Linked DNA regions of Homo sapiens: region 1 is linked to region 2. A link is an interaction called in ENCODE POLR2A ChIA-PET data of the cell type or tissue named here. Cell type or tissue: B cell. All regions are shown on one strand. Region 1 overlaps SMU1 (SMU1 DNA replication regulator and spliceosomal factor). Region 2 overlaps B4GALT1 (beta-1,4-galactosyltransferase 1).

The links. ChIA-PET counts read pairs that join two places held together with the same protein. Peaks named below come from ENCODE experiments on the same cell type or tissue, not always from the same donor. Only the 100,000 strongest peaks of a DNase experiment are listed, where the experiment ranks them.
Region 1: POLR2A ChIA-PET joins it to region 2 with 8 read pairs; 12 of 35 experiments call an interaction of 5 or more read pairs at or near these places.

The regions. Positions count from the first base shown.
Region 1 is chr9:33,063,967-33,066,466 of GRCh38, forward strand. All of the region lies in intron 4 of SMU1 (SMU1 DNA replication regulator and spliceosomal factor), which reads right to left. Among named protein-coding and RNA genes, the nearest start is that of SMU1, 11 kb to the right of the region's middle. In B cell, no CTCF peak of the experiment used is centred here; a DNase peak (open chromatin) is centred at 1,365; H3K27ac peaks cover 1,646 bases.
Region 2 is chr9:33,141,920-33,144,419 of GRCh38, forward strand. All of the region lies in intron 1 of B4GALT1 (beta-1,4-galactosyltransferase 1), which reads right to left. Among named protein-coding and RNA genes, the nearest start is that of B4GALT1-AS1, 24 kb to the right of the region's middle. In B cell, no CTCF peak of the experiment used is centred here; DNase peaks (open chromatin) are centred at 792 and 1,512; H3K4me3 peaks cover 1,882 bases; H3K27ac peaks cover 2,500 bases.

The DNA of each region.
Region 1 (2,500 bases), 78 kb before region 2:
ATTTCCTCTTCTGTTAACTGTTTATTCATGTTATTTGCTCACTTATCTATCATGGTCTTACCATTCTCACCAATTAGTGAGCTTTAACGTGATAAAGGTATTTGTTGTTTATGTTTGCTGCAAAGAATTCTTTTACCAACTTTTTTTTTTTAAAGAGAGGGGTTCTCATTCTGTCAGGCTGGAAAAGTGGCATGATCACAACTCACTGCAGCCTTGAACTCCTGGGCTCAAGCAGTCCTTCTGTCTCAGCCTTCCAAGTAGCTGTGACTATGTCTATTTTGGATTATAGCTTTATAGGTTTCTTTTCATCTTAAGTTCCGTTCTCGAGTGATGAAATCTGTTTACCTTTTCCTTGGTGTTTAATCTCTAAGTTTGGGAAGACTATCAGGTTTGATAGATTATATTATCTCCCAGTGTTTTTCTATTATCTTAAAATATCTAACTTTCTATCTGAAATTATGCTACATAAAATATGGGAGCAGGCTCTGATCTGACCTCTCCCCCGCAATTCTAAAGTCAGTGTCCCAACATCATATACTAAATGTATTTTTCTCTTATTCCTAGGTTTTGTGGTATTCCCCATTGTCATCCGTGGAATTATTATAAATAACAGAATTGGGTTTTTGCACTGTTGTTGCACTGGTTGCAACAGATGTTCTTGTGTCCACTACCAAAATGATGCAAATTATAGGTCTTTATTAAATGCAGTATTTCTAAGACTAGTATGCTCTCAACATTCTTCCTTTCCAAAGTTTCTTTGCTAAATATATTTTTTCTTTTTTTTTTTTTTAATTGAGACAGAGTCTCACTCTGTCACCCAGGCTGGAGTGCAGTGGCGCGATCTTGGCTCACTGCAAACTCTGCCTCCCGGGTTCAAGTGATTCTTCTGCCTCAGCCTCCCAAGTAACTGGGATTACAGGCGCACGCCATGATGGCCAGCTAATTTTTCTATTTTTAGTAGACACAAGGTTTCGCCACGTTGGCCAGGCTGGTCTCCAACTCCTGACCTCGGTTGATCCACCCACCTGGGCTTCCCAAAGTGCTGGGATTACAGATGTGAACCACCACACCCGGCCACATTTTACTTTTCTTCTTCTACATGCTTTCCCTAGGTAATTACATTTACAGCTTCAACTACTACTATAATTTCCAAATCTATAATTTTAGCCAAAACCTCTAGGTTAAGGTCCAGATTCACAGATCCAAGGGCCTATACTGCAAGTTTCCACTTGTATGTCCCACAGGAACTTCAAAACATCTAAAAACGGATCATTTCCCCTATCCCTAGTTTCTACCCCAGCCCCCAACAAATCTGTCCTTCTTATATTTTCTACCAAGTCACTCAAACCAGAAACTAAAGGGAAACGAAACCTAGAACCAAAACCTCACTTGCTCTTCACATCTAACCAATTAAATGTAGAACACATGAGTTTATTTCCACTGTCTCTAGAAAATCCACTGAAGTGATGGTAATTAAGGAATAAAAAAGATACATGCCCCAAAAGACAAAGAGAATGGGAGAACAGCAAGAAAAAAATGTTAGTTAAATTTTAGAAGGTGAAAAGTGAATGGACTAGTGGAAACCAAAAACAGAGAAAACCGAAACCTAATTGTACAAGGTGAAGAAGGGGAAGCCACAAGAAGCAAGCCAAACTACCTTGCAAAACTCCAAAAAGGCTTAGGAACTGGAGGAATCACATACCCTTCAAGCACAAGGCATGCTTCAGGGCTGAAAACAGGGGCAATATTAAAGTCTGCATAAGGAGCATTTAGCTACCACGACTTCTCCCAACCCTGAGCAACCACCTCGCCTTAGCCTCAAGAGAAATCAGGTGATGTATATTCTGGAAAGGTTGAGGTCCTAGGCTCTGAAAATCTCAGTAGAGCTGAGGACAGGGTGGAGGTGAGAAGCCACAATGAAAACTGGGGGCTTCAGTGTACACTGGTATGCTGAACAGTGAGATTTCTCTATCCTCCACTCCTACCTGCATCCTCTCAGCTCTCACTCTCAAGATATGGTTTAGGCAAGAACTACTCTCCAAGCAGGAACTACTCTCTGGAAAAGCTGACCAGCCCAAGAGAACATTTCTGCAGAGAATGACAAATGAGGATCCCCATCCTATCATCCCAGGCTGAAGTCTATCAGTTCTCAAACTCCTCTTTCCAACCACCCAACCTGACATACCATAGCAGAGAGCTCTAAATATTTGAGGAAAACTCCCACATATGGTCAGCAAAACAAACAGGGAAGGGGAAAACTCAGAGAAAAAGAAAAAATAGGAATACAGGGACAATGCAGGAAGGATAATAAAACTTTAAACATTTAAAGAGAAAGAAAGATACACGGTATTACAGACACAAATAAAATCTCAAAAATTTATTTCTATGCTTCCTTTCTCAGGAAGTTACTGGACTCAGTACTCCCACAAAATGAGGGTCTAGGCTGGGCTCAGCGGCTTACACCTGTAATCCCAGTACTTAGGAAGGCAGAGGCAGGATA
Region 2 (2,500 bases):
AGCATTTTGCACTGTTTCAAAATCTAACTCATGAAGGCTTCGAAGGTGTAGGAAATGATTTCTTTCTTTTTTTTTTCTTTTTGAGACGGAGTCTCACTCTGTCGCCAGGCTAGAATGCAGTGGCACAATCTTGGCTCACTACAACCTCCGCCTCCTGGGTTCAAGCGATTCTCCTGCCACAGCCTCCCGAGTAGCTGGGACTACAGGCACACACCACCATGACCAGTTAATTTTTGTATTTTCAGTAGAGACGGGGTTTCACCATGTTGGCCAGGATGGTCTCGATCTCTTGACCTCATGATCTGCCTGCCTCGGCCTCCCACAGTGCTGGGATTACAGGCACGAGCCACCGCGCTCGGCTGGTTTGTTTCTTAAATCAGATGTTTGTGGTATTTTTCTTTATACCTTTGGTTATATCTTTAAACTTGAACAATAAATATTTTAAAATATGACCCACAGATGGGAAAGGTGACCCCCTCCCTATCCCATTCCTAGTAAGGAAGTATCTTCCAAAATAAGGATGTCAAAACATACAACTCAGTGACCAGAAAACAGGAATAGTCTATTCTTAATGCTGACATGATATGTCTTGGGTACACCACACACAAACACAAGTTCAACACCCCCAACACCCACTGTTCTTTCCACCAACTCACCATCCAAGCCACTATTTGTTTCTTTCCCTAGGACCTCTTTTTCTTTTTCTTTTTTTTAAGAGACAGTTTCTCGCTCTGTTACCCAGACCAGAGTGCAATGGCATGATTATCGAACTCCTGGGCTCAAGCAATCCTCTCGCCTCAGCCTCCCGTGGGACTGCAGTGCATGCTACCACACCCAGCTAAGTGAGAAACATTTTTTCAACAGGAAACAGAATACATCTGTGGTCTCAGTACCCTGCATTTGGGAACAGAGAGAAAAACAAAGAATTTGCTGAAAAAAAATAGGCCAGGTGCGGTGGCTCACACCTGTAATTCCAGCATTTTGGGAGGCTGAGATGGGTGGATCACCTGAGGTCAGGAGTTCGAGACCAGCCTGGCCAACATGGTAAAACCATGTCTCTATTAAAAATACAAAAATTAGCTGGGCGTGGTGGCACTTGCCTGTGATCCCAGCTACCTGGGAGGCTGAGGCAGGAGAATCGCTGGAACCTGGGAAGTGGAGGCTGCAGTGAGCCGAGATCATGCCACTGCACTCTAGCCTGGGCAACAAAGCAAGACTCCATCTCAAAAAGAAAAAAATAATAAAAAATAAATTAAAGGAGACTGCCAGACAAGGTCCACACAGCAGACCGTAGGTGGCCAAGTGGGAAGCTAGACCAACTGGGCACAGTGGGGCCAGGTGCTCATCCATTCATCTGTGCTCAGAAACAGTCCTGCCACATGCCTGACCTGCCACACTTGGTAGTTCTTCTAAAACATGACTTAAAAGTGACTTCGTCAGCAATGAACCACTGACTGACCTCAGTGGAACTGCCATTTCTCATGCCTTACTCTCTCCCTCATTAAAGTCCCACTCAACCTTCAAAGGCCAAGCACTCAAGTTGCTTTCGCAATGCTGGTAGCTTTCTGTCTATTGCAGAGGCTTTCATGCTGTGCAGTGCAAGAAGAATCATCTGCAGAAGTATGTGAATTTACAGGTTCTTGAGTCCTACTCACCAGATTGATTTGATAAGCCTGGGGCAGGGGCCCAGGAATCTGCATTTTAACAAGCACTGTAGGTAACTGCAATTTTGATGCAATTCCCTGGACTACATTTTGAGAAACGCTGGTTTACAGGTTCACTTATTAACTACCACTTCCCTCCCACCCTCATGAAGCAATTTAAGAATGAGGTCAAGAAAAACAACTTACACTCAGGAACTACTGTGTATTTTCCTCTCTGAAAATGTGTAACATGTTTTGCTTTCAGCTTTTGCAAATGGTCAAATATAATAACTACGTTGGGACCCATGGTTTGAATATCTTTTTTTTTTTTTTTAAACTGGGTCTTGCTCTGTAGCCCAGGCTGAATTGCAGTGGTGCCAGCTCACTGCAGCCTCAAACTGCTGGGCCCAAGCGATCCTCCTGGGCTGTGGTCTCGGCCTCCTGAGTAGCTGGGATCACAGTCACGAGCCACACAGCTCAGCTAATTTTTAAATTTTTTGTAGAGATAAGGTCTCACCTGAGATGTTGCCAGGCAAGTCTCAAGCTCCTGGTCTCAAGAGATTTTCCTGTCTTGGCCTCCCAAAGTGTTGGGATTACAGGCATGAGCCACTGTGCCTGACTAAATATCTACCTTTTCACTCTTCCTCTTAATTTTCTAAGTTCCATTTTCTCTTTATTTATTTATTTTTGAGGAGGAGTCTCACTCTGTCGCCCAGGCTGGAGTGCAGTGGTGCGATCTCAGCTCACTGCAACCTCCGCCTCCCAGGTTTCAAGCGATTCTCCTGCCTCAGCCTCCCAAGTAGGTGGGACTACAGGCATGTGCCACCACACCCAGCTAATTTTTTGTATTTTTAGTA